2 separate regions of the Homo sapiens genome follow, and region 1 is linked to region 2. The links are chromatin loops, found by intact Hi-C in ENCODE. Cell type or tissue: CD4-positive, alpha-beta T cell. All regions are shown on one strand. Links, peaks and the distances in the headings refer to the core of each region. The heading gives the core; the rest is flanking DNA.

Region 1 (6,090 bases), core at 371-5,370, 580 kb before region 2:
AGCTCATGTTTTCCCTGGTCTATACAAAAAGGAAATAAGTGAGGCCAAAAATGTACTTTAACAGTGCTCCATAATACGAATCTCATAAATGAGCTGGAATAGACCCTGAGGTCTTCAAGCCTAGTTTCTCAAGATCGTATTTTGTAAACTTGTGCTAGCAGTTTTGAATATCACAATGATTGGCATGGGCTGCTGACATTTTAGCAGGCAGGGCTCAGGGTGTTAGATGTCCTGTAATTCAGGGACATTCACAGTAGAAAATACTTTGGTTAGGATTTAAACCTACAAAATTGCTTTAAACATAAACTCAAAAGTATTCTTAGGCTGGTTGCAGTGGCTTGTGTCTGCAATCCCAGCACTTTGGGAGGCCAAAGCAGGCAGATCCCTTGAGCTCAGGAGTTTGAGCCCAGCTTGGGCAAAATGACAAAACCCCTTCTCAGTTAAAAAAAAAAAATTAGCCTGGCATGGTGGGTGGTGTGCAACTGCGGTCCCAGCTACCGGGAGGCTAAGGTGAATTACCTGAACCTGGGAGGTGGATGCTGCAGTGAGCCAAGATCCCACCACTGCACTCCAGCCTGGATGAGGAAGTGAGATCCTGTCACAAAAACAAAAACAAACAAACAAACAAACCAAAAGGATTTTTGAATACTTTAAACATACAGGGAGTGTTTTTTTTCCCCCCGAGAAGGCAACGACTGTATAAATTTATATTGTTTTTACCATTTTAGAAATACTACCGTTTGCAACCCTGTTCATAATACAGTGAGTTGTGAATACATTCTGTTTGTATTTGCAGCTAAATTAGGCAACCACTTGTGTATTTGTCAGTGTAGCAGTGGCGGTCATTTACATGCCAAAATACATATTTTATTATAAATATTCTTTTAATTATATAATAATTAGGTTTGTTAGGGGCCAGAGGGGTGTCATTGTGCATCATTTGAGTTTATTTCTTTGGGAGGCAAAGAGAGAGGAAAGGAAGGTCAAAAATGGAGAAGGCCAATAAATTTATTTTATATCACGTGTGAATTTAACTTGAGAATGGTAAAGGTGTCGACACAAAATATGTTATAAAAAAGGAAATCTAGTTGACAACTTTAACTTGCCAAAGCAGTAAACCAACTTCACTCTGGGAACACTGAATAGAAAGTGTATGTTCCAATCACTTTGAATGTTTTAATTTTAAATTCGGAAAAGCAGAAATATTTGTGATAATGTTTTGAGAATGGAGGTATTTGAATTTTAGCACTAGGAAACCCTTTGAAGGACGGTGTAAAATCTGGATATTTAATCTGGTTTCGCTGAGAGTTCAGAGGGAAGAAGTGTTTGTAAAACCACGTATATGGCTATTAGTTAAAGCCAGGAATCTAGTACTAAGCTTTTTTTTTTTTTTTTTTTTTTTTTCCTGCCTGTCTGCTGAATCTGGACTAGAGGGAGGACTGAGAATTTGGCCAAAAAAAGTAACTCCTTCTAGGGCAAAAGACTATTTCCCACCCACTGCAGCGCCTGTAAGTTGTTACGAACGTAGGACAACTTTGGTGTAGTGGTTCCTTCAGTAGGCCGATCCCCCTCAACCCTCATTCTTTTGGGCAACCAAAAGAGTCTTTCACAATCCCATGGCTAGGCTGGCTTTGGGGACGTAGTATAGCACTGGTTAACCTAGGTTGCAGGGTGCCCAGAAAAACAAGGGACCTATGCCAGTGTGCGTTAAGGGCCTAGGTCCCCCGGTAGGTGTGTTATCACCAGGGTCATTCAGTATATAATTGTTTCATTGTTTCGTGAAAACAAGGGACCTATGCCAGGGTGCGTTAAGGGCCTAGGCCTAGGTCCCCTTGTAGGTGTGTTATAATCAACGTCATTCAGTATGTAATTGTTTCATTGTTTCTTCATCACTATGCCAGGGTGCGTTAAGGGCCTAGGCCTAGGTCCCCTGGTAGGTGTGTTATCATCAACGTCATTCAGTATGTAATTGTTTCATTGTTTCTTCATCACTATGCCAGGGTGCGTTAAGGGCCTAGGCCTAGGTCCCCTGGTAGGTGTGTTATCATCAACGTCATTCAGTATGTAATTGTTTCATTGTTTCTTCATCCTGTGATGCTAAAGCCGTATGCTCATAAAGCGCAGGCACACCGGTAGAAAAACTAGAGGGGTCTGGAGTTCCTAGGTGAACCCCAGCAGCCTAACCCTGTCAAGTCTGTCGAGCCTCTGGCTGGTCACACGTGCTGCGGAATCCACTCAGCTTTCCTCAGGTGCAGTCAGGTCCATCCTGCAGAGGGACCTTCTGCGGACCTGTTCTTTCACCTCCCTAACCTGAAGATTGTATTCAAACCACCGTGGATCGCTCACGTAAAATGGTCACTGCGCCTAACACCTGGGATCCCGTAACCCTTATCTATCTTGGCTTCAGAGAGTTTTTTGACTAGTTCCAACTTTGCTGAAGCTTGTCAAAGGTAGGTGACGGCTAGTTGGAACGGAAAAATTTTACGAAACTTCCTATTCTCAGAAGTAAAAGGGAAGAGAGAGTGCTTAAGGAAGAAGGGAAGTTGAGGGTGGGTAAGGAGGGAGCGGGAGTTAGTGGTAGATTGTCACTGTGTTTAAGATTTCCCCAAGGCGAAAAAGGCGAAAGATATCTTGCTAGATCCCTAGAATTCGAAGGCATTAGGAGAGGGCGGGGATAGCAAACATCGCGCGAATTTTGAGAGGCGCTGGGACTACGTAATCCCGCGATCTTATGACTAAACGAACGCGATTTAGGGAGAAGTAACGGTAGCGATAAAGGGATTGGGTGGTGGTGGTGGAGGGGTGGAGCCAACGATTACGCACGTTGTGCGTGCTGTCGTATAGCTGTGGGAGGGGCCATATTACCGCGTAGGCTAACCAGTGCGCTTAATAGCTGTAGGTCCAGTGTAAGAGTTCCGCTATTCGGTCTCACACCTACAGTGGACTACCCGATTTTTCGCTTCTCTTCAGGGATGAGTCATGTGGTGGTGAAAAATGACCCTGAACTGGACCAGCAGGTGAGTCAAAGTAAGCCTACCGAGGCTTTCTACGGGACCCTTTACTTGGCCTGACGGTTTGTGGCGCACTGTTAATTGGTTTTTCAGTTTCACTTCTGGTGGGTTCGTGTGTTATGTGACTGGGACTCTAGGGAAATGGGGAGAGAAACTGCATGAGACCATGACAAGACCACGTACGGAAGGGATCGTGCGATGGCAGTAACGTTAATGGTAGTGGTTACGCTGGTATTCTGGTATAGTACTGGGCCTCACGCAATGGCGGCTTTTGTGTTTGCTTGTCCCGTGGAGACGCGCATGTGCGACCACGAACCCGTTTGTGAGGGGGCGGGGGAGGGAGGCGGTTCGCAAAAGCGGACCGTTTTTATGTCCAGGGTGAGGCTCTTATCTGGCGCCCCTGACGTATTCGCAGTAGTGTCATTGTTAAGAAGAAAGTGTATTCAGGCCACCCAGTTTGTGTAGCGAGAAGAAAGAGTAGTATGGTCTTTGCTCGGGCAAATGGCCAGAGTCTTTGTGTATACAATTGTGTGACTTGGCAGCGCTGTGTTCCTTGAGCAGAGGGGCCAGGCCTGTGGAATTCTTGAAGACGAGTGACTATAATATAGCACAACGTAACAAGTATCCTGTATCTTGTTTCTGGTGGGGTCCCGTAGCCACGGAGCAACCGTTGCCCGGGTGCTGAGCGTGCCGAAACTGGGCTTCCGGTATGGAAAGTTTTGTGACGCAGAAGGACCGGAAAGGGATGGTGGGGAGGGTAGGGAAGGATGGCTGCCGCGTGCTTCTCTTGACCCTGTAGAAATAATGGAAATTGGACGCCCGCGGAAAGACACCTGGAAGGTTAGAGATCCAGCATTGCGCTACACCCCTTTGTTAATTCAGTCACTGGACAGCCGCCTAGCCGAGAGCTGTGCGGTTTTTATATGGTATTGTATCTTTACTTTAGGCGATACATGCAGAAGTCGTCCGGTAGAAAACTAACCTCGAATGTTGATTAGCGGGACAGGTTATTTGTGGTTTACTTTCTTGTTATCGCCGAAGGATTGTTGATATAGGTTTAACTGTGTTTCCATTAAGGGCAGATCCTTTGGAAGTTTGGGCGATGAGGCAGAAGATAGGTGGTCTACGTGTTAGATCAGGCTCGTTTTCTGTGTCAGGAACCTACCGCGCTTTTGCATTTGGCACACCAGTCGTTTGCAAGCTTATCCCTGCATTTCTGCCTCCCAAGTCTAGGGGAGAGAATGAATAAAGAGCATACATTTTTTTTTTAACCAAAAAATACCGTCGGAACTTCTTAGTTGTAATTAAAGCTTAGTGATGCTAAATGATTTTAAATTTTGCTGTTAGGTGTCGTTTGAGGGATTTAATGGTCTGCCTTTGAAGGTTATTTTTCCACTGACGACGTATTAACGCCTGCAGTTTACTGAGACTTGACGTGTTAAATAGACCACAGAAATAGAAAATTAAGAGCCTGGGCAATACGCATTTATGTTTTCTATGTAATTGGCATCCCTTTAACTCTTGATAAACCGTGCTGTCTAGTTCACTAGAATTAAGTAGTAAATTCAGATGGCAAGATTTTTAAGTACAGTAGTATCTTAATTGATGATTCATGTAATGTGATAGTATCTTGAACTTATATATGTAAGCTTTCTACGGCATAGAAAGTTTGTGCAAAAAGGTGACCAAGGTGCTCTTGGCATTGGTCTTAACGTGTTTTTTGAAAAAAATCTATTTTAACGTACATGGTTTTTTCCCCCACCCCCGCCACCGCTTCAGAGTTGTTCTAGGTAAGGTATTATGCTGAAAGCCCTTAAAGCGAAATAACCTTTTTTCTAGTTTTAAAATCCATCAGTATAAGGAGGCATGAATTGAGATTGGATATGTCATTTTAGAAACATTAAATACGAGATGTGTTGCTTTTTAACTTCGCAACCAAAGACCTCCGAATTTGATGTTTAGAATGGGAGAAATAAATGCTACCATCTCCATAAAGTATCGAACATTAAGTGACAGCTGTGTAAAGCCGCGTAGTACTCAAAACATAGTGAAGTTTTTTTTTTTTTTTGAGCTTTTGATGTTTAGGAATTTATCTGCATTAAAAATAGTTGTACCGTCTTCAGGGCAAAGATAAATTAAGGAATCTTCAAATGATTTTAATGTCCATTTATTTTTAGGGTTAGAATATCAAGAAAACCACTGTCATTGGGAACATTTCACTATCATGACTGTAGCTAAATTGGATGTTGAAGTTACTGAGAAATTGATGGTAAATTTTTTTAGTTAGGAAAGTTTTCACTTCGGAAAATTGTTAAGGAAAATTTGTTTTGAATTAATGAATTTGAACTCATTACTGTGAAACTGCTGGTATTCAGCTGATGCCATTTGCATTTGTCATGGTTGGTAGACCTGGACATCTTTAAAATTTGGCAGGTAATACCAGGCCGACATGGCAGCTAAGTTTGTGGTACAGGATAAGATTGGAATCTAGGTCTCATTTGTCTTTTGTGATGTTATCTGTTCTTGTGTATCAGCATGTGAGCTATTGATATCTCTTCTAGCTTGCTAATCTGGACCTGAACTCTGAAAAACAGAGTGGAGGAGCAAGTACAGCGAGCAGTAAGTAAAACTTTTTTTAAAAATGGAGTGTTTATCAGAGCTTAATGTTAATGTCTTACTGGACTTGTTAATTTTAAATTTACATTTTTTTCTTTACAACTTGACTATATGAAAATATGAGATATTTTGGTGTGTCTGGGTAATAAAATACACTGTTTACCTATGTCTGCTGAAAATACAAAAAATTATCCTGGCGCTGTGGTACGTGCTTGTAGTCCCAGCTACTCATGAGGCTGAGATGGGAGAATTTGCTTAAGCCTGGGAGGCTGGAAGCTTCAGTGAGCTGAGATCAGGCCACTGCACTCCAGCATGGGCTACAGAGACCTTGACTCAAAAAACAAAACAAAAAACCAAGAACCTTAATGTAATACACATTATTTTTAGAAAAGCAGTGCCATTCATTTCTGGCCCAGCATGGGATATAAGCCCATCCTTGTGAATTGACCTGCATTGTGTTAAA
Region 2 (6,090 bases), core at 783-5,782:
AAAAACAGTGATATATGCAAAGCTCTGTGAGAAAGGGAAAAAATACTTTATTATACATACTGTAGAATAATTTGTCTTGGAGAACAGGTACTATGGTTTGAATATGTCCCCCAAAGTTCATGCATTGAAAACATAATCCTCAATGCAACAGTGTTGTGAAATGATGTCTTTAAGATTTGACAACATCATAAGCAGGCTGCTCTCATGGATGGGTTAATGTCATAGTGAGGATAGGTTCATTACAGAGAGTTAGGCATCCCCCATCTCTTGCACTGTGATATACTTTCTTGCCCTTCCACCTTCTCCAAAGAATGATGCAGCACTAAAGCCCTCATGAAACGCAGCCCCTTGATCCTGGACTTCCCAGCCTTCAGAATCCTGAGCCAAATGAAGTGAAATTGAGTTAATATTTTTTTCATTTCAAAAAAGTCACTGCAGTTTAATATACGGCATTACTCAGTGTTTTATGAAGCTACAGTTCTCCCCAAACATAATGAAACCACTTTCTCATATTTAAAATGTTACTGTAATCAAAATTGGAAAGGATCAATATGTGAAAAAAAAATTCCTTAAAATTTAAACCCCATATTGTCTATCTGAAAAGTTCATTCCAAACTAAAATGTTAACCACAACCCACTGAGAATTTATCCTAACTCCAGCATATGAAGATTTAAAGTTCTCAACCAGTATTTTCCCACATTATCCCAGAAAACATCAAATTACTTTTATTTCATTATCATAACTATTTTAAACATTAAGGCAGATCGAGTCACTGTTGCTTAAATCGTATCATTGATACTATAACATGTTTTTCATAAAGCTATTTTCACTTGCATAATCAAAGTTTAACTCATGTTTCATTTATCAGTCAAATAAAGTGGATTTACTAACTATATATATACACATTATACATACATATATATATTACATTTTAGTTTTCTGATCAGTATTTGCCCCCAAAACAAACATACAAAGGAGATTATAGGTAAAAGAACTCAGCGTCTGTACTGAATTAAACTACAAAGTAAAACGTCTTGGTAAGTAAAATGTTCATCCTGAGAAAATAATTAGTATTTCCTTGTCAAATACAATAATAAACTGAAATTCTTAACTACTGGCTTCAGCATCTAAAAGATGGCGCGATTGTTGTACCGTTCTTATTTCACGGGACCAATTGACAACATACAAATACTTTAACAAGATTTTGGTGAGAGGGTAAAAAACGATACACACAGGAATATTCCAGGGCCAAGTTACGCAACAATTCACGTGGGAGTAACTAAACATGCTGCAATTAATAAGCACATATAGGTTTAAAAATGCTGCTGTCAATGTTGGAGATAACGCAAGAATTCTACTTTTAAATAATAATAATTTTTAATAAGCAACATGAAGCTACGTCAGCGCTCTTTACGGTCTATTCCTTGCTAAGGTTTCCGGGTTAATACCTCCACCCTCTTCCCAAGCTTCCCCCTTTATTGCTCCTCCCCCTTTTTACCCGCCATCTTGGCTGATAGGAGCAGCCATTAACTAAACGACAGTGCCAACTTTTCACACAAACAACAAATTCTTCCCACTGTGAGCATGACACCTAAGAAACAAGGTTCCTGAATGGAAAAAGCACACACATTCATGAAATCACATTTGCAGCACTGTGCATCCTAAAAAAGTCAACAAATCACTAAACTTCAGGCTAAACATACACGCATCAGTTTATAGGTCAAATATCTACTGCAAACTCTTCACCGCTGTAACTTACTTGCTACTTACACTTAGGACACCAGGGATATTTTTTTTAAAAAGGCAAAAAAATGTTTAAAATTAGACACCAAGAGCCAAATACCAAAAGGCGAGGGGAAGAAGCAGGAAGTTATGAATTTTGAAAACTGTACACATTCACTATTTGTGACGCTAAAATTCAGGAACAAAAGGCCCTAAAGTAACAGGCATGTGGTGTAGACCCGGTTTAGCCCGGTCCCAAAGCGTCCGATTTTTTTTTTCCTCAGAGTAGAAGGGAGTCTGGAGCAAGGGGCGAAGTATTCCAGAGTACGGGGACAGCAAAGGCAAGAAACACTTTTCCGACCCCTTGGCCATGGAGCAGAGCCAAAATAAATACTGGCTGGGCGGTAAGGAACGCGGGGCCTTGGTAGAGCAAAGTGCGGACCAAAGACTTTGCGTCTGGTTGCTTTTACCTTGCCTAGTAGGGTCTTCGTTCTGGCGCCATCTTCATGAAGCCTCACGAACCCGAAGAGACGGCTGTAGAGAGAGAGACACAGAGCTTGTTAATGGTCTGAGAAAGCCAGTGACTTGCTCCTTCCCGAGTCCAAGAGCGACAGCGACAGATTGGTGAGTGCCAAGCTGAGGATGACCCCGTCATCAACGTGGGCAAGCTGCGTCCAGGCCTTCCCGGAGAGTATCGCCAGCCAACCAGGCGGGTGATGGAGGTGCGTACCTGTCCATGCCACCAAGCGCCTCCCTTTCCTCGACTGTCAGGCTAACAGACTCCTCTTCACTCTCGCGGCTCGCTTTTCCTTCCGCCATTTTCTTTGCCTCATCACCGAAGGCAACAGCGGCGGTAGTGAGCGACACTGCGCAGGATTTCATGGAAACAACAAATTTCCAAGTCCCACGACGATACCCAACCTTAATCGAGTAGTTGAAAAGACGCCTTCAATCGCTGCTTGAGACTGTGACGCCAATTTTATCGCCTCCTCAGCGGCTGCAAGGAAAAAAGCTGAGGCAAAGACTTAAGCTACCGAAGCACGGGCAGCGGAACTCGGCTACCTGGATCACATCTGGGAAACTACAGGGAAGGCAGAAGCTCGCAGTGCTGGAGAGCACAGCAGAATTTCTTAAAATCACAAACTTTGCCAGCACCAGCACAAAGTTGTAATTGTGTCACGGGCGAACCCCACGCAGCCGCCGCGACCTCCCCGCTCCCAACCACTTAGTTGTAGCCAATCTAGGCGACTGATTCGTCTCACGTGATCTTTGTTGACTTACGTCAGGCATTGCTCCACTGTACTCCTAGGCTGCTGGGACCCCGCCCAGCCAGTTCGCCAAGGACCTAGGAACATGACAGAGGCTGACTGATTCTGACCGCTGGTTGGTTGATGGTCACGTCTATGGAGAAAAGGGTAGTCTCTGGGATGGAACAACCTGTAGGTTGTGCTAGTTAAATGCATTAAGATAGAAAATGGAGTGTCTGTGCTGGGTGTTTTTGCAGTTGCGATACGCTTGAAGGGGAAGAGAGCGATGGGAAGGGCGGCATCGGGCATCACCCACGGGGCGCAAATGCGAAAAGAGGACACCATGGACTTTAGGAGAGTCCGTAATGAGGCTCCCACTGTCACAAGCCTTGCGAATGCGAGACCTTGCGGGGCATGGCAGGGAAGCTGCGCAGGCCCTAAACCTTCACCCTCAAGACTTTTGGCCCTAAGGCCTTGTCACCTCCATAGGCTGGTTCTTTGCCCATTTCCTCTCCACTGACCAAGTCTAAAGAGAAGGCATAATATCTTATGACCTCAGTCGGTAAGCCAGGCCCTAGGGAATCAACGTGGCAACTGCATTTATCAGTTCATGATATTATCTAAACAACAAACGATGAGCAAAAAAAAAAAAAAAAAAAAAAGTTACTCCACAAACCCAAAATGTTTATTTCTATTGTGATAATGATAATTCCGTGAGGTCTCAGTAAGAGTAGGAGCTTCTGTGGACAGGAATTATAAGAACAATAATTAAGACCTTCATCACACTTTCAAGATGCAGTAACCCTTAGAAAAGAAAAAAACACCACTTTTTTCTTACTTTCTCAATTGTAACCAAAATTATAAATAATAGGTAAAAGAATTTATTTCTGAACCCCAAATATCTGAGAGAGGTCTTAGTCAATTTAAAAAGTTTATTTTGCAAGACTTACCCATGATACATTTGCCCAAGGTGGTCAGGGCACAGCTTGCTTTTGTACGTTTTAGGGAAACATGATTGGTTCGGTCAGGTAAGAGGGACAGCTCGAAGCGGGGGCTTCCATGTTAGAAATAGATAAGAGACAGGTCGGGCGCTGTGGTTTACGCCAGTAATCCCAGCACTTTGGGAGGCCGAGGCGGGCAGATGACCTAACGTTGGGAGTTTCAGACCAGCGTCACCAACATGGAAAAACCCCGTCTCTACTAAAAATACAAAATTAACAGAGCATGGTGGCGCATGCCTGTAATCTCAGCTACTCTGAAGACTGAGGCAGGCGAATCGCTTGAACCCAAGAGGCGGAGGTTGCGGTGAGCCGAGATGGCACCATTGCATTCCAGCCTGGGCAACAAGAGCAAAACTCCGTCTCAAAAAAAAAAAAAAAAAAAAAAATGTAGATAAGAGACAAGAGTTTGCATGCTTTTGAGTCCTTGATCAGCCTCCTACTGAATACAGAATTTAGTCCGGCTAGTAACTCTGTATTTTTACATAAATAAATAATAAGGCAGAGGAAGCAATCAGATATGCAGTTGTCTCTTGTGCGCCTCACAGGGATAACTTTGAGTTGGGTCTGTCCTTTGTCCACAAGGAATTTCCTTGTGGGCACGTTGTGAGGAACGTATGTAGCTTCTTATCTTTGTACGTATCTTATTTAGGAATAAAATGGGAGGCAAGTTTAGTGACATAGTTCCCAGCTTGACTTTTCCGTTACTTAGTGATTTTGGGATCCCAAGATTAATTTTTTTTTCTCATATTATATGGCATATGTATGTTGAGGAATTGTGTATATTTTTCTATGTAAAGAATCTATAAAAAGTCTCATATATATTAAACGCCTCTGTTGATTACTGTTTTCAAAAGACAAATTGCATAATATTCCATGTATCAAATAGTTTACTGGTTATACCTCCAGATATTAGATATTACAAAAATGTTAATTATTAATGGCATTAGGGGAAATGTTCCTTTATAAGTGAAGAAATGGTATCTTTTTTTAAGTAATAGATTTGCCTCCTCCAAAAATAGGTATTATATATTTAAACTTTGATGTTTAAATGAGAGGACAGTTTAGAACTTCCAGACAAAAAACTATAACACTAGTGAGAGTTTTGGAAATCCCAGCTGATTTTGCTCAGTAACACGTGTTTTCATTGTTATTTTGAAACTAACAACTAACTCTGATTTTATAGATTATAGTCTATCATGTTCTTTACTCATTCCATTTCAGTTGAATCGCTACACCACAGAATATTTTCAGTAGCTGTACTATTGAAAATGTTATATTAATTGTCATAAGTATATTAGTAAGTATATTAATTGTCATAGTGGTGGCCATCACACCAAGAGGTTTTTGATAATATGCATACATTTGCACAAGCAGACATTCAAATAATGTAGAATATGGCCTTTTCCAGGAATAAGGCCTACCTGTCTCACTTGAGGCAGGTAATTATTACAAAGTGATAGAGCAACATAGAGGTGGGACAGAAATTGCAGTAAAGAATGAATTTGAATTCTGGCTCTGTACAGGCTGTACCTTGGAAAAATTAGCTAATCTCTAACCCAACATTATATATCGAATGTAAATACAAAGCTGCATCCATCCTCATACCTTCATGTACATTTGGCAGATTATAAATCAGACAGTATATAACATTAAGGCCTTACATTCTATGTAACTTTTTGGATCTTACCTGGTTTATAAAATGTAACTACAAAAGATACAAAAATATGTATACTGATAAAAGGCTTATTATTTGTACCCTTTGTAGTGTATAATTTGTCACATGTATGTGAAATGGGTATAAAGCATTCAGATTTAGGTTATTCCCTGAAGAGACTAGACTAATGACTTTATATTATTTTTAAAAAAAAATTTAGTATAACAACACATGGAAGGTAGGGTGGTATAGCAAAAGAAGAAGTAACAAAAATGAGCATTAATTATCGGAAAATTAGAGGATATAACCATTTAACCTGATATATGTGAATGCATGTAGCTTATTTTTTAAATTTATTTATTTATTATACTTTAAGTTCTGGGATACATGTGCAGAACGTGCAGGTTTGTTACACAGGTATATATGTGCCATGGTAGTTTCCTGCACCAATCAACCTGTCATCTA

The links. Peaks named below come from ENCODE experiments on the same cell type or tissue, not always from the same donor. Only the 100,000 strongest peaks of a DNase experiment are listed, where the experiment ranks them.
Region 1: a loop joins it to region 2, with 4 times the contacts of the local background. A loop is called at or near these places in 10 of 110 quality-filtered maps.

Annotation. Positions count from the first base shown.
Region 1 is chrY:12,901,965-12,908,054 of GRCh38, forward strand. DDX3Y (DEAD-box helicase 3 Y-linked) reads left to right here and starts at 2,904. Exons shown (of 17, transcript NM_004660.5): 1 at 2,904-3,017; 2 at 5,573-5,630. The coding sequence starts at 2,973. In CD4-positive, alpha-beta T cell, for the core only: no CTCF peak of the experiment used is centred there; DNase peaks (open chromatin) are centred at 2,807, 3,307 and 3,707; H3K4me3 peaks cover 3,204 bases; H3K27ac peaks cover 2,272 bases.
Region 2 is chrY:13,477,061-13,483,150 of GRCh38, forward strand. UTY (ubiquitously transcribed tetratricopeptide repeat containing, Y-linked) reads right to left here and starts at 2,973. Exons shown (of 30, transcript NM_001258249.2): 1 at 2,454-2,973; 2 at 2,194-2,257. The coding sequence starts at 2,605. MIR12120 (microRNA 12120) reads left to right here and starts at 2,117; the gene lies at 2,117-2,206. In CD4-positive, alpha-beta T cell, for the core only: no CTCF peak of the experiment used is centred there; DNase peaks (open chromatin) are centred at 1,491, 2,501 and 3,001; H3K4me3 peaks cover 2,854 bases; H3K27ac peaks cover 2,783 bases.